Linked DNA regions of Mus musculus: region 1 is linked to region 2. A link is a loop called in an ENCODE intact Hi-C map of the cell type or tissue named here. Cell type or tissue: left cerebral cortex. All regions are shown on one strand. Each heading gives the region's core, and the rest is flanking DNA. Links, peaks and the distances in the headings are about the cores only.

What was found. Hi-C counts contacts between places; a loop is a spot of excess contacts. Peaks named below come from ENCODE experiments on the same cell type or tissue, not always from the same donor. Only the 100,000 strongest peaks of a DNase experiment are listed, where the experiment ranks them.
Region 1: a loop joins it to region 2, with 3 times the contacts of the local background. A loop is called at or near these places in 13 of 42 quality-filtered maps.

The regions. Positions count from the first base shown.
Region 1 is chr9:78,472,555-78,483,266 of GRCm38, forward strand. Mto1 (mitochondrial tRNA translation optimization 1) reads left to right here. Exons shown (of 12, transcript NM_026658.2): 12 at 1,236-1,598. The coding sequence ends at 1,331. It overlaps Eef1a1 (eukaryotic translation elongation factor 1 alpha 1), which reads right to left and starts at 9,170. Exons shown (of 8, transcript NM_010106.2): 1 at 9,085-9,170; 2 at 7,957-8,134; 3 at 7,687-7,866; 4 at 7,298-7,594; 5 at 7,070-7,220; 6 at 6,724-6,980; 7 at 6,404-6,638; 8 at 5,899-6,304. The coding sequence starts at 8,100. The coding sequence ends at 6,180. In left cerebral cortex, for the core only: a CTCF peak has its summit at 4,817 (motif pointing right); DNase peaks (open chromatin) are centred at 3,985, 4,224, 4,723, 6,528 and 4 more places; H3K4me3 peaks cover 1,696 bases; H3K27ac peaks cover 1,300 bases.
Region 2 is chr9:78,541,370-78,552,081 of GRCm38, forward strand. All of the region lies in intron 9 of Slc17a5 (solute carrier family 17 (anion/sugar transporter), member 5), which reads right to left. Among named protein-coding and RNA genes, the nearest start is that of Slc17a5, 41 kb to the right of the region's middle. In left cerebral cortex, for the core only: CTCF peaks have their summits at 2,048 (motif pointing right) and 2,250; DNase peaks (open chromatin) are centred at 4,620 and 5,738.

The DNA of each region.
Region 1 (10,712 bases), core at 1,362-9,361, 69 kb before region 2:
GCTGAGCGCTCCAAAGTCACATAGTTCCCATATATTGACAGCTGTGAATCTGTGTTAATTGTCATCTATACCATGTATTTTCAAGGAAGGAAGGAAGGAAGTGAGGGAGGAAGGGGAAGATGTTTTGTTTTAGATGTATGAGTGTTTTGCTTGCTCCACATGTGTGCCTGGTGCCTGTGGAGGTCAGAAGAGAGTATCACATTCAGATGCCCTGGAACTGGAGTTAAAGTTGTGAGCCAGACACCCCGGATGCTAGGAGCATCCTAGCATCCACTCTGACCCTCTGAAACAGCAGCAAGTTAATCACTGAGCCATCTCTCCAGCTCTCCCACAGATTTTTTTTTTAATGGAAAGAAAAAGATACTGTAACATTTGGGAAGGAAGAGGAAGGGGATAAGAGTCTTTGTAGCCCAGGCTGGCCTTGAGATCTTTCTGCCTCAGGCTGCCCAATACCGGGGTTACAGGTGTGCGCCAAGACCTGGAAGAAGCTTGTTTTGTTGAGACATGGTTTCCCACGGGGCTGGAGCGATGGCTCAGCAGTTAAGAGCACTGACTGCTCTTCCAAAGGTCCTGAGTTCAAATCCCAGCAACCACATGGTGGCTCACAACCATCCGCAGTGAGATCTGGTGCCCTCTGTGTATAGCCACAGTGTACTTACATTAAAAACAAAAACAAAAACAATATGATCTTGCACACATCAATTTAAAATTCTGAGCTGAAGTCATAAGTCATGTCTCATTTCCCTTATCTTCTTTATAAACTTATTTTTAATGACATTCACATTTTCTTATGGGTTTGAGTGTTTTGCCTTCATGTATGTATGGGCAACATGCATGCCCAGTGCTTATGGGAAACAGAAAAAGAGAACATGGACTCCCCTAGAACTGGAGGTGCAGATGCTTGTGGCTACCATGTGGGTGCTGGGAACTGAACCTGCATCCTCTGCAAAAGAAGCAAGTACTCTTAGGTGCCGAGCCGTCTCCCCAACCCTCAGGTAATCTGTAGTAGCTGGCTGTCATGGCATCTGCCTGTAGTCCTAACTGCTTACGTGGGAGACTGAAATGAGGGAGGATCTCTTTACTTAGCCCAAGAGTTCAAAAGTGACCTGGTCAGTGTAGTCTGATGCCAGCTCAGAATCTAACTGCTTTACAGCCTGTCCTATAAAGAGGCTGTGGGGAGAGGACATCTGATTTGACATCGCTCATCCTGGTTCTTTTGTCATCTTAATTCCTAGATTGGGGCTGCTAGTCGTATTCCTGGAGTGACACCAGCTGCCATCATCAATCTGCTCAGATTTGTGAGGAGCACGCGGCAGAGCAGACAGCAGTGACAGAACGCCAGGCCAATCGGTGCTTGTGAACTTTCATTTCATAGAGGACTTAGAGTGAGGGCTTAGGGCAATGGTTTTCAGCCCCGTAAAACAGTTCCTTGTGTTGTGGTGAGCCCCAAACACACAATTATTTCATTCCTACTTCATACTGTTACGAATCATAATGTAAATATCTAATATTCAATCCCTGTGGGAGTCTCAAGCCATGGGCTGAGAACCGCTGGCTTAGAGAGTATGAATAGGAAATAAAGATGACACTGAAAATACTGTTGTTAGGTGATTTTACGTTTGTCCAAAGGTATGTGCCAAGTCCTGGAAGTGGCTTTTTTGTTGTTGAGACAGGACCAAGGTTACAGTTTTGCTTTTTTTATGTATCTGGGCAAAATAGTGAAAAACAATGTGTAATTCTCTCTGGGGCTCATATTCTATAGATCATATAGCATTCATCATAACTAAAGCAAAACTAAACCTGAAACTGTGGTGGAACAGACTTGTAATCCCCCATCACTTGAGAGGCTGAAGCGGGAGGACCTAGAGTTCAGGATTGACCTGGCTGTACAGTGAGACCTGGTCTTAGGGAAACAGGGAGCCACTTACAGAACCTGTGCTCCTCTCCTGCCTACTTTTGTCAGTGACTCAGAAGAGCTGCCCCTTCTTGTTTCTCTAGATACTGGTGAAAACACGGGCATGCCTTCCCACTCATTTTCTGAAGCCCCTCCAGTCCTGCCTACTTACTTTTTTTGGTTTTTTGAGACAGGGTTTCTCTGTATAGCCCTGGCTGTCCTGGAACTCACTCTGTAGACCAGGCTGGCCTCAAACTCAGAAATCCACCTGCCTCTGCCTCCCAAGTGCTGGGAGCCTACTTACTTTTTTAACTAAATGGTATTCTTTCTCTCTTTTATTTCTCCAGCTCCCTCTTCGCAGGAGGCAAAACATACCACTGTGCAAAAAAGGACGAACCTTTGGGGGGCGGGGGGTGTTACTCAAACAGATACACCATGATCTGCAAGCTAGCTGAGCTACAAGAGTTGGGCTTGTCTCAATAAGGGAAAAGAAAAAGAATGCATGTTAGTGTATGTGAATATTTTAGCAATGAAGGAGTGGGGAAATCTCTTGCATAATTTTCTCACCTACTTTACTTATACATAAGGATAGAATTAGTGTAACATAGGACTTCTTGTAGGGATCACAAACGGAACTCTCAAATACACTTATTCATAGGCCTTTCAGAGATTTCCACTGCATGAGGTCAACACTATTTAGTACCATGCAGTTGTTTCCTAAAATAATTTTTCTTCAGAATCAGTACTGAGAAAACTATGTATTTGAGTTAGTACTCCAGTTTAACTTGTTATGGAAGTTCCCAGAGACTTGCAAATATGGAAGTGACTTTGGTGCCACATAAGCAGTAACGGGTGAGAGAGCACTTAGGGTTTGTAAGTAAAATAACAAGTTAATGTTAATGGAAAACAAGATGGGATGTCTCTTTCATACAGGACCTAGAACTCACTGTTTACTCCTCTCACAGTACAACCAACAACCCCCAAGTGGTGAACATAATGGCTTAGAACACATCTAAGGCCATATTTGATGTTAGCTTGCACCCTTGTTTTCATAAAATGCATTTCAAACACAGGCCATATTAATTTGCCTACTTAGTTCTCAATGCATAAGAGTAAATTAAAACAAAAACAGGGCTGGGGAGATGGCTCAGCGGTTAAGAGCACCGACTTTTCTTCCAGAGGTCCAACCATCTATAATAGGATCCTATGCCCTCTACTGATGTGTCTAAAGACAGCAACAGTATACTCACATATATAATTCTTTTTTTTTTTTTAGATTTATTTTATTATTATATGTAAGTACACTGTAGCTGTCTTCAGACACACCAGAAGAGGGAGTCAGATCTTGTTACAGATGGTTGTGAGCCACCATGTGTTGCTGGGATTTGAACTCTGGACCTTCGGAAGAGCAGTCAGGTGCTCTTACCCACTGAGCCATCTCACCAGCCCCACATATATAATTCTTTAAAAAAAAAAAAAAAAAAGTCATTTTGTCCAAGCTGGCCTCAAATCCCTATCCTCAAATGATCCTCCTGCCTCAACTTCTGAAAAATCCAAGACTACAATAAAGCACCCCAGGCAAATTTTCATAAAACTCCGCTGTACATGGTGGTATGTATCAGTCTTGCCTACGTAGCAAATTCAAAGCCAGTGTAGACTGTTCAAGACCCTCTCTCAAGAAAGAAAAAAACGGGGCTGATGAGATGGCTCAACGGTTAAGAGCACTGATTGCTCTTCTGAAGGTCCTGAGTTCAAATCCCAGCAACCACATGGTGGCTCACAACCATCTGTAATGAGATCAGATGCCCTCTTCTGGTGTGTCTGAGACAGCTACAGTGTACTTACATATAATAAATAAATCTTTTTTTTTTTAAATTGTTTTTTTAGATAACAAATTGGCTTTTTAGTTGGTGTGGTGGCACATGCTTTTAGTCCAAGCCTTGGGAAGCACGGGCAGGTAGATTTCGGATTTCCAGGCCAACCTAGTCTACAGAGTAAGTTCCAGGACATCCAGGGATAGACAAAACTGTAGCTCAGAAAAATGCCTTGTAAGTCAAGTTTTCCAAAACTCAAATTGAGCCAAACCTACTAGTAAGCTTCTAATTCCATTCTCAGGGGGGCTGTGATAGAAAGATCACAAGTTCAAGGCCTGCCTGAGCCTCTCAATTCTTTTGAAGGAATGAGGATCACTGCTCAGTGGGAGTGTATCTTCCAACCATATGCAAAGGCCCTAGGTTCACCCAGTACCTTTCCCAAGAACTGCCAAGAGGTTCATTTAGACCCAGAGGCTAGCCTGACTGCAAGATAAGGGAGTGTGGGGGCAGCATTCTCAAGAGTATTTTAAGAGCCATGTGCCTTTGGACAAAGGACAACTTGAGGGATGTTCTGCTATGTGCATCTAGGGACTAGACTGTCTCGCCAGCCTTTCAAGCCCAGCCTGCCTTCATTTACTTTTATTTCTAAGGATGTCAAGACTCCCTAGCCCTTATGCAACCCAGACTGAGACTGCACTGACTTTAAACCCTACTCATTAGTAGCAACTGGCCTTATCCATGTGGAGCCTTTATCTCCCACATTAAAGCCCAAATGTTTTAAAAAACATGTTTTAAAAGAGTTCAAGATTTTGCCTACATGGGTACTGTATATGGACCTGGTACAGACAGGCCACTAGAACTGTTGTAAATCATGTGGGTGCCAGAAACCGGGGGAAATTTTCACTAAGTCCACACTAAAGTCATATAACATCTAAACAGCTAGCCTTTTAGAGCACTTAGCTTTCACGTGTTTGATTTTAATCAAGACTAAAGACTACCTATGTAGCTCACGTGGTGGAAGGCTTGCCTACCAAACCTTTGGCCCTGAATTCCATCCCCAGAAACATGCTTTTATTCTGAATGTTTTGTCTTCAAAGCACCAGTAGATGGTGCTACTCCACTTATACACGTAAGTGTGCAGGTTTGAAAAACGGTGTTTGTATCCAGCAGACACTTGCTATCAATTTCCCAGGTAGGTCTTGATTCTTATTTAGGGTCTAACAGCTTACTTAAGCTATTTCACTATTAGCAATCCATTTTAACCAGTCCTACTTGAAATAACCTCAACTAAGGAACTGACAAGCCTTTAGTAAAGAGTTTGCAGCAACAGCAACCCTTAATCCCACAAGCACTAGAATTTTATCCAGTCTCTAAGGGTAAAGATGACACATTGGATGTTTTTGCCATATCAAAGGGGTTATTACACATCACTTTTCTGAGTCTAGATTATCTAAACTTAGGCCACCTGTTTTCATCTCATGGACTTCATGACATATCCTATGCAGTCTTGCCAATCCACTTCCAGGGACTAGCCCATGTTTGTTCTGCCAAAGTCAGGCTAACATGCCTCAGTTTTGAAACTTATTTCAAATTACATGTTCTGGCAACAAGTACAGTCACTGTAACCAAAATCTCAGTATAAATACTGAACAGCTTTTACCTTATTATTGAAGGTATTCCTACCACCCTACCATCAGCTTGTTTTGCAAAAGCTCATCTTAGAAAATCCCTTTTGCTTAGCCTCTTCGTTCTCACCTATTCATTCAAGATTGGTCTTTTTAGTTAAGGTTCTCTCCTGTGTAATTGTGGAAGGAAATGCTCAAGTAATTGTCCAACCTTGCTTCATTTCCAATATTCACAAAGCACACTCAGTAATCCTATGTGGTAGCATACTCCAATGCTGCCTAAATCAAACTTAGCTGTCACACCCAAGTCTGACCTACTGCATGCAGATCCAGACAGATTGGGGTATAGGTATAGTCTGCCCAACTATACCACACCTTGGGTTGATACAGCAAAATTACTTTGTCCTCACCAGTAAGATTTGAAGTTAACCCAAATCAGCCCTGTTTATAGCTCAGTTCTGGGCAGACCCAGACAACCAGAACTCAATCCCTAAGAACATACCATGGGGACCCCAGTACCTTTGTTGTATACAGTCAGTTAACTTTCAGCATTGACCAACACAGATTTCTCATTAAACTTGTTTTAATGGTCTCAAAATTCTGTGACAGATTTTTGGTCAAGTTGTTTCCATTAAAAAGTACTGATTTTGAAAACTAATAACTTAAAACTGCCACACACAAAAAAAATGGTCCACAACATTCTTTCCTTCTGAAGGTTTTACGATGCATTGTTATCATTAACCAGTCTTTTACTATTAAACTTAAATGGCCAATTGAGACAAACAGTTCTGAGACCGTTCTTCCACCACTGATTAAGACTGGGGTGGCAGGTGTTAGGGGTAATATTCATTTAGCCTTCTGAGCTTTCTGGGCAGACTTGGTGACTTTGCCAGCTCCAGCAGCCTTCTTGTCCACAGCTTTGATGACACCCACAGCAACTGTCTGCCTCATGTCACGAACAGCAAAGCGACCTATATAGAAAAATGCCATTTATCAGTATCTTTGCTATGCAAGCAACATTTCCTATTACAAACTTGATGTTCAGTGTAGCAGACTCAGATCAGGCTTACCAAGTGGAGGGTAGTCAGAGAAGCTCTCAACACACATGGGCTTGCCAGGGACCATATCAACAATGGCAGCATCGCCAGACTTCAGGAACTTGGGGCCATCTTCCAGCTTCTTACCAGAACGACGATCGATCTTTTCTTTAAGCTCAGCAAACTTGCATGCTATGTGGGCTGTGTGACAATCCAGAACAGGAGCGTAGCCAGCACTGATTTGGCCTGGATGGTTCAGGATAATCACCTAAGAAAAACAGCGTGTATTTAAGTCTTGCCTTGTGATTCTGCACACACAACCAATCTAGCCACCTATCTTAAAAATGTGTCACCTGAGCAGTGAAGCCAGCTGCTTCCATTGGTGGGTCGTTTTTGCTGTCACCAGCAACATTGCCTCGTCTAACATCTTTGACCGACACGTTCTTTACATTGAAGCCCACATTGTCCCCAGGAAGAGCTTCACTCAAAGCTTCATGGTGCATTTCAACAGACTTGACTTCAGTTGTTACATTGACTGGAGCAAAGGTAACCACCATGCCAGGCTTGAGAACACCAGTCTCCACTCGGCCCACAGGGACAGTGCCAATGCCTAAAATAGTATTGTTTTGTATAAGTATTTAATACACAAAACATAAGACTTCAAATTCACGTCAACATTCTACTTAATATTCTACTTACCTCCAATTTTATAGACATCCTGGAGGGGCAGTCGCAGGGGCTTGTCAGTTGGACGAGTTGGTGGTAGGATACAATCCAAAGCTTCCAGCAGCGTGGTGCCACTGGCACTGCCATCTTTGCGGGTGACTTTCCATCCCTTGAACCAAGGCATCTAAAACACAGGCAGTCAATTATAACCTCCTTACTTATTGCGGCTTTCTCCATTCAACTACCTTAAAAGTCACTTACATTAGCACTTGGCTCCAGCATGTTGTCACCATTCCAACCAGAAATTGGCACAAATGCTACTGTGTCAGGGTTGTAGCCAATTTTCTTAATGTAGGTGCTGACTTCCTTAACGATTTCCTCGTATCTCTTCTGACTGTATGGTGGCTCGGTGGAATCCATTTTGTTGACACCAACAATCAGCTGTTTCACACCCAGGGTGTAAGCCAGAAGAGCATGCTCGCGGGTCTGCCCGTTCTTGGAGATACCAGCTTCAAATTCACCAACACCAGCAGCAACAATCAGGACAGCACAGTCAGCCTGTAAGAAACAAGACAATCATATACCATTATCTCAGAGAAAGCACCCCACTAAAAAATATCCTGAGTCAGGAATGGGTAAATTTTACACACCTGGGATGTGCCTGTAATCATGTTTTTGATGAAGTCTCTGTGTCCTGGGGCATCAATGATGGTCACATAGTATTTGCTGGTCTCGAATTTCCACAGGGAGATGTCAATAGTGATACCACGCTCACGCTCAGCTTTCAGTTTGTCTAAGACCCAGGCGTACTTGAAGGAGCCCTTTCCCATCTGCAAAGTGACTTCTAATTAGTACACCCAAGACCTAGGTTCTACTCCCTGCTTAAAGAATTCCCATCCCTCCTTTTGCCTTATACTTGCCTCAGCAGCCTCCTTCTCAAACTTTTCGATGGTTCGCTTGTCGATTCCACCACATTTGTAGATCAGGTGGCCGGTTGTGGTGGACTTGCCGGAATCTACGTGTCCGATTACGACGATGTTGATGTGAGTCTTTTCCTTTCCCATTTTTGCTTTGAATTAGCGGTGGTTTTCACAACACCTAAAAAAGGGTTTAAAAGATACCTTTGAACCGCTAAGAAGCCCGAGAATTAGCTCCGCTCAAAACTCAAGGGGACAAATTCCAAAAATGACTTCCAGCGCCAGGCTGGCCTGACTAGTCTCCACCCACCAAATGTGAACAAACTCCAACGCCATTACATCCCCTCCCCCCGCCGCGACTAGCCGTGCTCAAAAGCCCGAGGTGACTATTGCGGCCGATAGGACCACGGGGTCACAGGAAGCAGCAGCCGGTGAGGGACCAGGCCCTCTTCCTTTGTGTGGGTGACTCACCCGCCCGCTCCACCGGGCTGCCGCGTCCTCCATTTTGAGCTCCTTGCAACAGGGCCCGGGAGCGGCCATCTTTCCACGCACGCAACTGGTGCCGGACGGGATGGCCTCACCCTAGTTAGGGAGGCAGGGCAACGCGGCGCCGCCAAGCCAGATCGTGCCGGGTGCTGGGGCCACATGGCCTCGGCACGCTAACCCCAGCCTGGTTGCTTCGGGAAAAACCCCAGGCCTCGCCCCATCCAGGTGGCGTCGGACATGTGCTCCGAAGGCGGGCGGGCCCCAGCCGCCACTCCTGTCCCTCCATTCCTCCCCAACCATGACCTCTCCGGGCTCCGGGCGAGCAAGCCCCGCACCCTCCCTTTGTTAGCCCCTATTGCTGAACGGCAATCGAAGGCAGCAGGGCAACAACAACAACAAAAAAAAAAAGACCAGAGTGCGGCCGGAGTAGCACGCGGCGGCGGCGCGGACACCACGCTAGGCCTCAAGCCGGACACGAGGCGAGGCTACGGGGTTGCCGCTAGGCCTCGCACTCTGCCTCCCGCGCCGCCCGCAACTCGAAGCGGGAATGCTCGCAGCTAATCCCCGCCGACGACAGCGGGGCCCGGCCCGCTCGGAGCAGGACCTCCAGCTCGGCGGCCCGCGGAAGCCACACCCGCCCCTCACCTGCGTTCTGACGGCAAACCCGTTGCGAAAAAGAACGTCCAAGGCGACTGCCGCACTTATATACCGTTCTCCCCCACCCTCGGGAAGAGGGCGGAGCCAGCACACGACACCGCTTTCCCAGTTTGCCCCGCGCCAGCTCCCCGGTCCTCCCCCCCATCACCCCCCCCCCCCCCGCTCAGTGCGCCCCTCCCCCCACGACCAGGGTCTATGAGCTTGTGTGCTCTGCTCTCCCCGCGCTCAGCCCTGAGCGCATGCTCCTCGCACTGTGGTGGGGCGGGTACCGGGATTATGGGTTATGAGAATTTAGCGACGGTCCCTGGGACTTCCCCAGGCGAAGGCGATCCCTCCTTTTGTATGAATTACTCTTGGCCCTAGCGGAGGGTGGGGCGGCGAGAAGCTGGCCAAGAGGGCGGCCAGAATCTATCCCTACTCTTCCTTACTCCGCTGCCAAGGCTGTGTCAAGATCCGGGTGTCCCTTCCCACGGAGGCCACCTCCCGACGTCAGCCCCGCTATCCTTCTGTTCGCCTCCCGCAGCCCATGCTCTCCTGGCTGGGAGAGGAACACAATGTTGGGGACCCTTCCCGGCTCTAGAACCCAAGGGCTTAGCTCAGTAGCGGAGAGCTCGACCGATCTGCCCCTGGGCTGGCCCCTTGGTTTATTCCATCCAATGCCGGTTGATTCTCTGGAAACCTGAAGCGGCCTTCACACCCCTAAGGGTTCAGTTCAGAATATGCTTCAATCCTACAGTTAGCTTTACTTTGATTCTAGGTTTGTTACACTAAAAAGATTGTATGTGTACATGTGTATGTACAGCCATTTGATTGAACATGAGAAACCTGAAAATAATCTAATCCACCCCACATGGTCTCATCTAAATACCAGCATCAGCAATCTCCCAGCGCCCATCCCTAACACTTGTGAAATCACTGCTTCTCAAAAATGGCTTGCCTTGTTAGTTACATCCCTTTCTTTGCTGCAATTCTAGCGATCATACCAGCATTGTTTTGTTATTGAGACAAGGTCTCTCTTTTTTAGCCCTGGCTGCCCTGGAATAGGTAGTAGACCAGGCTGACTTCAAATTCACAGGAATCCGACCTGGACCTGCTGGGATTAAAGCCCTGGCCATTTTTAAATGCCTCTCAGAGCAGGCACACAGAAGTGTTTCTCAGAGGAAAGAAGAACTTCTTTGTTTTGTTTTTTAATGCTAGAGATGGAAAAAGAATTATTTTGTAATGGGATATGGGGTGCTGGAGATGGAACCCTAGGGTGTCTATCACCAAGTTACAGTTCCTAGCTCAAAGATATCCTATCTGATTATCCATCATTGGATCTCCTCTCCCAGGTGTACAACATCACTTCCCAGTTACAAACATTTGATGTTCTTGCACCAACCTTACTAGGAGCATTTGAGGGCCTCTGTCTAGTGTTCACAAAAACACACAGGATTTGCAAAGGAACTATTTGTTTCTGGGGAAGAGTTCCACAGTCAAGGGAAAAACTTAAATATAAAACAATTTGGAACCAGTTCAAAGCAAATTTACATGATGCTTCTCATTTCTTGTCTAGTTCTAGTTTTCAACTATTTTTCACATCCCAAACTGTTGTTTTTTAACTTTTTTTTAAAAGT
Region 2 (10,712 bases), core at 1,403-9,402:
GCAGGTCAGTGGCAGAGCCTTTTGTAAGACTGCTTACACTGGGGGGCTGGAGAGATGGCTCAGTGGTTAAGAGCACTGACTGCTCTTCCAGTGGTCCTGAGTTCAATTCCCAGCAACCACATGGTGGCTCACTACCATCTGTAATGAGATCTGATGCCCTCTTCTGGTGTGTCTGAAGACAGCTATACATATACTCATACATGAAATTAAAAAAAAAAAAAAAGACTGCCTACACTGGGTTAGAAATAAAAACAAGTGAGCACAAAGGCCCATAAAACAGCACACACGGTGACACGGCTGCAGATGGGATTCCTCTTGTTAGAGAACTTTTGTTTCATGGATCTACCAGGAGCTTAAGAGTGAAAACACTTGTGTTAGGGCATGGTGTGGCATGGGGAGGGGGGTGCAGTGTGGCAGCAGCGGCAGTGGCGGGGGGGGGGGGGCGCACAGTCAGGCAGTGTGGCCCGGTGAGGCACACCTTTAACCCCAGCAATATCGAGGCGAAGAGAGAGGAAGATCAGGAGGATCAAGCCTTGGCTATGTATCAAGTTTGAGGTTAGCCTGGGCTGCCTGCCATCCGACTTCAAAACCCAGAAAGGAACAGATTATAGGCTGGGGGTGTAGCTCAGTAGCAGAGCCCTTGTCCAGTGTGCTTGAGGTTGTTTTCAGTCTCTAGCATCGAAACAAAGCTACTTCCTGGTGACAAAGCTCAATTTAAAAAAATTTAAATTTATAGATATTTTATTTTGTGTGTGTGTGTGTGTGTGTGCGCGCGTGCGCGCGCAAGTGCCACGGCATGCTAGCTGGGGTCAGAGGACAACTTTGGGACTTGGTTCTCTCTTTCCACCACGTGTGTTTCAGGGCTCAAATTCAGGTCACCATGCTATGGCAAGCTTATTTACCCACAGAACTATTTCTTTTCTTCTCTCTCCCCCTCCTTCCTTCCTTCTTTATTTTCTTTTGTTTTTTGAGACAGGGTTTCTCTATGTAGTCCTGGCTATGTGGAACTTGCTCTATAGACCAAGCTGGCCTCAAACTCACAGAGACCCGCCTACTCTGCTTCCTGAGTGCTGGGATTAAAGCCATGCACCATCACCGCCCAGTGCTACAGAACGATTTCAACAGTCCTCTAAATTAAAAAATTTGAAAATTATATAGACAAGAAAAAAATTAAGAAAGTAAAAGTCTATAATTCCTTCACTTAGAGATAATCATCTAATTAGCACCTTGGTAAATATACTCATTACTGGTGTATGCTTATACTGCCAAACATGTAATTAGACATGAGATCATATTAAATATACAATTTCACAACTCACTTGTTTCACTAATTACATATTTGCTGACATGTAAATCTTCACACATTGTCCTGGTACACAGGTAGGTCTACTTTGTACTTGTGGCAGAAAGACTTTTCTTAATAAGCTGGGGAAAGGTTTCTCAAGTGCACGGATTTATTTTAAGGGTAAATCTTAGGGAATCAGATATCTTCTATTGTTGTTTTTCCTGTTTTCAAAAAAATTTCCATTGATTGATTGATTGACTTTACATCCTGATTGTAGTCCTCCCTCCCAGTCCTCCCCCTCACACAGCTCCTCCCCTGGAATCAGATATATATTTTTTTTATCAATGCTTTGATACAAATCATACTTGGAAGGCAGAGGCAGGAGGAGCTCTGTGAGTTTGAGGCTAGCCTGGTCTACATAGCAAATTCCAGGATTCTGTCTCAAAATAAAACCAAAACAACCCAAAACCAACTGAGTTCTGTTGTTTAATATGCCGTAACGTATTTAAGAAACATGAGGACTGAAGAAGGCTCCCATGGCGAGGCCTTCATGGATTCCCATCCTATGAAGAACAAAGGCTTAGACAAAGATGCCTGCTAGCTCCACCATTGTGAGACGTGTCCCTGGACCAGCGGACAGCAGACTTTATTGTCTTCAGGTTCTCATGGACAGGGCTGTTCCCTTATATGCCACCAGATTTTTTTCCTAAAAGGATTTATTGTTTTATGTATACAGTCTCTTTGTCTGCATGTATGCCTGCAGACCAGAAGAGGGCATCAGAGTATGAGCTGCTATGTGGATGCTGGGAATTGAACTCATAAGCTCTGGAAGAGTAGCCAGTGCTCTTAACTGCTGAGTTCTCTACCTCTTACTCCACCAGATCTACTTAAAAAAAAACCCAAAAAGCCCTTTCAAGTGACTCAGGCGACCTAGCTCAGTTGGTACAGAGCTTAGCTGGCATGCAGGAAGCGCTGGGTTTGATTACTAGGACCTCATAAAGCTGAGGATGGGCTAATGAGGTCAACCACCACCATGACAAAGATGACCACCACATAGTAGACATATGAAAAACATAAAATCGGGGCTGGTGAGATGGCTCAGTGGGTAAGAGCACCCGACTGCTCTTCCGAAGGTCTGAAGTTCAAATCCCAGCAACCACATGGTGGCTCACAACCATCTGTAATGAGATCTGATGCCCTCTTCTGGTGCATCTGAAGACAGCTACAGCGTACTTACATATAATAAATAAATAAATAAATCTTAAAAAAAAAAAAGAAAAACATAAAATCTATCAGTACATATAAGTCGCTGAATTTTCTCAAAGTGAAACCATGCATCTAGTACTTCATCAAGAAACAGTTTACTGCTATAAACATTTTTACTATTATTATTTTGAGCAGAGCAAATGTAATTATTTTAAAATATATATTTTTAATTTACGCATATGAGCTTGTATGAGTTTATATGTTCCACATGTATACAGGTGTCTGATGTGGGACAGAGTGTCTTGATTCCCCTGGAACTAGTTCCAGTTGGTTGTGAGCCTTCTGATGTGGGTGATGGGAACTGAATCTGGGGTTTGATGTAAGAGCAGTAAGTGTTCTTAACCACGAAGCTACCTCTGCATCTGGAAAAGTGAGGGAGACTTATGGAAATGGTTCCAGGGATAGGCTATTATTAAATTCTTTTTAAAAAGTTATATTTTGTATGAATGTTTTGCCTCCACGTGTCTACCATGTGTCTACCACGTGTCCTTGTAGGTCAAAGGCAGCTGTGAGACTCATGGAATGTAGTTATAGACTGTTCTTTGAACCGAACCCAGGTCCTTTGCAGAACAAGCATTCTTTTTTTTTTTTTTTAAGATAGATTTATTTATTTTATGTATATGAGTACACTGTAGTTGTTTTCAGGCACCAGAAAGGGCATCAGATCCCATTACAGATGGCTGTGAGCCACCATGTGGTTGCTGGGAATTGAAATCAGGTCCTCTGGAAGAACAATCAGTTCTCTTAACCACTGAGCCATCTCTCCAGCCCCCAGAACAAGCATTCTTAGCCACTGAACCAGGTCTCTAGCCCTCTCATTATTAAATTTGGAGGCGGATCAGGCTGGCCCGGAACTCTCCATTCCTGTTTCTGCCTCCTGAGTTCTGGGATTACAGGTACACCCAGTCATAAATTTCTCTTTGAGGCCAAGCTTTAATACAGATTTAAGCCCAGGCCTTTAGAGAGGAGAAAGAGGCACGTAGAGAAGACAGTTCATACCTAAGAATGGGCTTAGATGTTGCAAGAGGGTCAGTTACAAACTTTCAGAGACAGGGTTTCCTGAGCCACAGGCTGGCCTTGAACCTCACCAAGTAGCTAAAGATGGCCTTAAACTCTTATTTTTTAAAATATTTTAAAATTATGCATACGTGTGTGTGTGTGTGTGTGAGAAAGACTAGAAGAGGGTATCAGATCACCCTCTTCAAGGAATCATTGGCAATTGGGAGTCACCCGATGTGGGTATTAGGACTTCAGCTTGGGTCACCTGTAAGAGCAGCTCATGTTCTTAACTGCTGAGCCATTTCTTCAGTCCTCACCTTGAACTCTCCTTTTAAAGATTTTTATTTGTGGTAAGTGTGTGTGTGTGTGTGTGAGTGTGTGTTTGTGTGCGTGTGTGGGGTCAGAGGTTGTCAGATCCCCTGGAACTAGATTACAGGCGGTTGTGAGCTGTCCGCCGACATGGATGCTGGGAATAAAACTCAGACCCCCTGGAGGAGCAGCCAGAGCTGTGTTCTTACGCAGATCCTCTGCAGAGCCGCCTTTCCAGCTGCCTGCCTCTCCCTTAAATTTTTGCCTCTTCTGCTTCTCCCTCTCCAATCCTGGGATTATAGATGTGTGTTACTATACCCAGCTGCTACAAACATTTCAAGATGGTTGGCCTACCTTTTAGACTGTATATACTTTAATGTACGTAGCTAGGCTATTCCTTTCCTAGTGAGAAGCCTACAGGGATAGTTTAACATTTATCTCAAAAAGGCTGTAATGGCTCAGTATGATGGTGCCCGCCTGCAATCCTAGCACTTGGGAGGGGGAGACAGGAGATCAGGAGTGTGGGCAATTCTTGGTGACATTTTGTGTTCAGGGCCAGCCTAGATTACAGATGCTAACTAACTACGTAAAGAAGAGGAAGAACAGCTGAGCGGCCTGTGTGGCGAGCCTTACTCCCAAGAATGGCACACCCACACCTTCAGACCCGCAGTGTGCTCACTCCAGGTGCTTACATCTGCCACAGCGTTCCTGTTACCTCACTATTCATCCTGCCACCCACACTTCCTGCACCCTACCACTCATTTAGCCTCTCTTCTGGGAAGGGGAGCCTTCTGTGCCGCTCCAGCAGTTGTCACAGAATCTTCACTGTCATCCCGGTTAGCAAGACAGGTAACCGTCCTGGGTCTCCAGCTTGCTGACTCCGAGCGCACGCTCTCAAGGCCAACTCAGGCTTCACTTTCCCCTCTTCTGTCCACTGCCTTTGCATGGCACCTTGCCTTAGTCAATGCTATCTCAGGCTAGCCATGCCTGGACCATTGGCTCATGCCCACCATGGGAGCCTAGTTCCACAAAGGGTAGTGCCTCTCTTACACACGTGACCCAAAGTTGCCCATTTGAGATCAGGAATTTTGTACAGGTGGAACCAAGTGTAACATTTTGGATTACATACCAGGGCTGCTGACTTTCTACAAACTGTTGTATGAATCAGTTCATTCTATAAACTATTCTCTCTCTTTCCTGAGGTGCTATGTGTGTCTTTTAAAACTCTAGTTTTTACAGATTACCCGGATGATGTATCATTTAATATAATTAATTCTATGTCCCTCCCAAGCACAGGGTAGGATCTAGAGTCTGGATTTTAGAGCTCCTGATTTAGTTTGATGCCTTGTTAAAGAAATAAAGGTGGAGGGTTTCAGCTAACCGCAGCTCCCAAAACGGCCTTGTAAGCGGATCCTCCTGATGTTCACCCAGACACCTGCAAAGTCCTGGCCCAAATGAAAGAAATGTTTCCAGCTTTCATGCAGTCCTACTGTGAGATGCTGCAAATTCTACTAGGACCCTTAACATCTGGCATCTAGGTTGTCAGCTACTGATCTGAAATTGTTTTCTAATTTTAAAAGATCCCTGAGTAATAATAATAAAAAGAACAACAACAATAATAATAATGATGATAATAAATAATTCTGCGGTGCCTGTTTCAGCCATCTACAAACATCCATATTTTTATACTTGAAGCCCATACACAAACCATATAATAAGTAAGCCAAGATCTTTTTGGCTCATTCCCCTCAGGGAGTACAGCTTAAATTAACCAAGCTTGGCAGGACCTCTCTCCCCCTCTTTTTTTAAACCATTAGCACCTTGGCAGGAGGAGGAACCAGCTGCAACGTTGCCAGGACTTTCTACCGACAGATCCTAAGTACAGACAGATGCTGTGAAATACTAAGTGTCAGCACCAAGACGCCCATTCAAGTATTTATATTCCCCTTGGCCAGGAAGTGCCATTGAAGAAGGACGCCTACAGATGAGAAAACACGCTGCACAGATTCAGTCAGTATTTTCTGGTACTGGAGTGTGTCAGGCACCATAACAAACCATACGTAGGTAAACCGTGGCTTTACCCACAGTGCTGCATACCTGTAATCCCAGCAAGAGGATGCTGAGGTGGGAGATTGATACAAGTTTGAGGCTAGTCTGTTTTAAAATCAAACAAAAAAAAATCTTAATTTCAATTTATGGAAGGGCTTGGAAAATGCCACACACATATTTCATGTTGATAGGAATATTGACTGTCCATTGGAAAAACTGAAAGGGGTTTTTAAGTACTTTCCATATCTCATCTAATAGTAAGATCAGTTCTGTGAAGACTAACGAGATGGCTCAGTGGGGAAAAGCCGGGCTGTCGTGAGGATGAGAATTAGAATCTTAAGCTGGGCAGTGGTGGCTCACGCCTTTAATCCCAGCACTCAGGAGGCAGAGGCAGGCGGATTTCTGAGTTCGAGGCCAGCCTGGTCTACAAAGTGAGTTCCAGGACAGCCAGAGCTACACAGAGAAACCCTGTCTCGAAAAACCAAAAAAAAGAATTAGAATCTTAGTGCCCGTGAGATAAGACACGCAAGGCATCCCTGAAAGTGCCTATAACCCCAGCTTTACAGCAAATGGATTAAGCAAGACTGTTGGGGTTTGCTGGCTCCAGCCTAGCTAAGACTTGAGCTCCAAAGGCCCAGGAAGAGGACCAGTGCTCTGGCGCTCTCTTCTGGCCTCTGGATGCACACAGGAAGAGGACCAGTGCTCTGGCGCTCTCTTCTGGCCTCTGGGTGCACACAGGCGCATGAGCTGTGGCTTTGCTGCAGGGATCCTGAGCGTCCTTAGCACCTTCATAGAGGAGGAAGAACTGGATATGATTATTCTCTTTTTCCTTCTCTTATGGCTAAGGGATAGTGCGCGCGCGCGCGCGTGTAAAATATCACTGGCTTTCTTTTGTGAGCATATTAACATGCTTGGGTTAGGTTTCTTTTATCTTTTTGTTGTTATTGTTTTGAGACAGGGTTTCTCTGTGTAGCTCTGGCTGTCCTGGAACTCACTCTGTAGACCAGGCTGGCCTCGAACTCAGAAATCCACCTGCCTCTGCCCCCTGAGTGCTGGGATTAAAGGCATGTGCCACCATGCCCGGCAGGTTTCTTTTATCTTAAAACAAAACAAAAAGCCAAAAATTTTTTTTCACAATACGTGTCCCAGAACTAGATGGAATATGAAGTTGATTTGTTTAAACCTCTTTTGTTATGACATACCAAGGCAGCAATTTCTTTTTGCCTCTCCAACAAATTCCTCTGTCTATACTACTAGCCCTTTCCCTCATTTTGTGGTGCTGGGAACCAACATCCCTAGGACTCATTCGTGGTGAGGAAAGTGTTCTACCACGTAACTATATTCTCAACTCCTAGACACACTCTTCTCTCTCTCCTCCCCTCCCTCCCTCCCTTTCTTTCTTTCCCCTTTGAGACAGGGTTTCTCTGTGTAGCCCTGGCTGTCCTGGAACTCACTCTGTAGACTAAGCTGGTCATGACCTCAGAAATCCACCTGCCTCTGCCCCCTGAGTGCTGGGATTAAAAGTGTGCGCCACCAAACCCATCTGATCCACTGTTTCTTTAGCTTGGCTAACTTCTTTGCACTGTTTCTTCAGCCTTGGTGTTATTTAAATGTCTCAGCCATAGTTTTTTTGCTTTTATGAAACAGGCTACACTGTGTAGGTCAGGCTGGCTTCAACCTGTCATCCTGTTGAATACCAGGACTATGGACATGTTCTACTCAGCCTGGAACAAAACCAGGTCGCTTTACTTGCATGGTTTTCTTGTCTCCCACCGTTGAGTAGGCTGCGTCTGTTAGGGCTTGTACCAACGGATATTTAGTATTTGTTGAAAAAAAATTATACTACACTACAACTGCTTAATTTAAAAGTAGTTCATTCCTGTCTTTGACTAATCTCAGAAGCAGGCACCGAATCTTTTCCTAGAGTCCTGTGGGGTTCTAAATGCGAGTATGTAAACTTCAGAACTGTTTGCTGAGGGGGTGGGAAGACAGATTTTGACTAGTGCCTCAGACTTGAATGTGTGCGAGATTCACCCAGGGATCTCCAAGTGGAGATTCTGTGGTGCAGCCCAAGACTTTACATTGCTCATCAGCTCTCAGCTGATGCCCCCGGTGTGCACAGCATACTGAATGGGTTACTCAAAACCCTTCCAACTTTTCACTCTAGGATCCCGCAAGATATGTAATCGAAAACATGTTTCATCTGCAAGGTTTTCTTCTTTCTTTCTTTCTTTCTTTCTTTCTTTCTTTCTTTCTTTCTTTCTTTCTTTCTTTCTCTTTTTTTTTTTTTCTTTTTGGTTTTTCGAGACAGGGTTTCTCTGTATAGCCCTAGCTGTCCTGGAACTCACTTTGTAGACCAGGCTGGCCTCGAACTCAGAAATCTGCCTGCCTCTGCCTCCCAAGTGCTGGGATCAAAGGCGTGTGCCACCACCACCCGGCTGCAATGTTTTCTAGATTCTTTTTCTTTTGGTTTAAGGGGCAGCATTAATCTTTGTGTTTCACTTTATTGTCTGCAGTGCTAGAGGCTAACCTCCCCCCTCCCCCCTCCCCCATGGCAGCATTACACATTTTCAGTAAGTTCTCTATCACTGAGCCATGGCTCCAGACCCTCGTATTTACAATCACTGTTTATCTCCTTGAATCTGTTTAGGTTATCAGGCTTGGTTATGACTCCATAAATGTTAACATTTCCTCCACCGTGAAACTGGTCAAGAACACCTACCTACCTCATTAGACTGTTTTCAGGATAAACAAATGTTTGTACAAGTGACTACTAAGCTATTAAGTACTAGACAATGGCATTTATACATAAGTAGCACAGCAATTGACAACTGGAAAAATCAATAGCTCTATTCTTTGTCACTTTGTTATTTGAGACAGGGCTCTCTCATTGCCTAGGCAATCGTAAACTCACTAGGTATGTAGCCAGGGATGCCCCAGTTACTATGAAGCTCTTTGTTAATAAAACAGGCATCTCTATGTTCCGTTTCCAATGGAACAGCTTCTAGTGCCTCAACTCTTTCAGCTTCGAAGTGTTTCCCCTGACCCCTTCTGTCCCCGCCTCCCCCGAGACACGATTTCTCTGTGGAGCCCTGGCCGTCCTGGAACTCACTCTGTAAATCAGGCTGGCCTCAAACTCAAGAGATCCACCTGCCTCTGCCTCCCAGTCCTGAGATTAAAGGTGTATATCACCACTGTCTGGCAAAGTGTTTATTATTACAGTTATGTTTATAACTTTCAAATTATCACTAAATTTAACCAAATTTCCTTGCAATTAGCTTTCACTATTAAACTCCTTTAGTTCACCCCTTATCGATATGTATATTCAACACAGCTCCTAGTTTGTAAAGTTCAACGACCTCTTCCTTTACATTTTACAGCTATTTTAAGGTTGCTGGTATATGGTAAATCCTCCCAACATTATGTATGCTTTTGTGACTAAAACCAACAGGCAGGTGTTGGAATTAGAGATGTGATCTCCCACACTTAGTTGGTGTTCTGTGATCTGTTTCTGCTGGGAATGGTCCTATGTAGAGCTCTAAGGCCGTCTAGTTGGAAGGAGCTTAGCCCCTTATTAAGAAGATTAAATTAGGGGGCTGGAGAGATGGCTCAACAGTTAAGAGCACTGACTGTTCTTCCGAAGGTTCTGAGTTCAAATCCCAGCAACCACACGATGGCTCACAACCATTCATAATGAGATCTGATGCCCTCTTCTGGGGTGTCTGAAGACAGCTACAGTGTACTTACATATAATAAATAAATAAATCTTTAAAGAAAAAAAAAGATTAAATTATTCTCTTCTTCAGCTGTGGGGCTTGATCTCAGGACTTCATATGCACAGGGATTGCTCTAGTAGCTGAACTCCAGGATGAAACCCCAATCTTGATTCATATCTTTTTTTTTGTTTTTCGAGACAGGGTTTCTCTGTGTAGTCCTGGCTGTCCTGGAGCTCACTCTGTAGACCAGGCTGGCCTTGAACTCAGAAATTCGCCTGCCTCTGCCTCCCGAGTGCTGGGATTAAAGGCGTGTGCCACCACTGCACGGCTTGTTTCATATTCTTGTATTTTTTTTTCATATGAGCAGGTTAATTTCAAAGGTCTGTTCAGGTTCTTTCTTTAATCAATATGTAGCCTAGGCCGGCTTTGAACTTTCTGTGATCCTCCTGCCTCAGCCTCCATGATGTCAGGATTATAGAAGTATGCCACCAGACCTAGTAAGGCCTGCTCAGGATCTCTCTGAGAGGTGTGGACAAGGGCTTGTCTTGGTGTGTCACAGGAGTCAGAGGGCTCTAACATCTGGCTAGGTGCAGTCTGGGATATTTCAGAGGTTAGAAAAAAAAACCTACTTCGCAATTCCTCCTAAATTAAATAGAGATCCATTACTTCCTATAAGTTAAGTTCCCCAAATCTTCAGAGGAGAGGTGCTCAGTCTAGTCCCTCTCTTTATCCTAGCTGGAAAAACAGAGCTCCATGGCTCAGAGAATGTTTCTAGAGAGGAAGATATAAAAACCTGTCTGGGCTCAAAGTAAGAATTTTAGCTTCAGATTATGGATCATGGATCTAGCATTAGTTAGCTGTGTGGTGGAAGACACTTAATTCCCCTGAACTTGAGTTTCTATACAGTAAGTCAAGAGCCCCACCCCCCAACTCACTGGACCTCTGAGGACAAACAAGAGGATGTTTATGTAAGAGACTGGAAGCAGCCTCGTCCTGGACACCCGTGTTTACATACAGGTAACGTGATAAATGTCAGCTGGGCAAGACAATGGCTCCACTCTTTTATAATTGTTTGGTTTGTTTTTTGA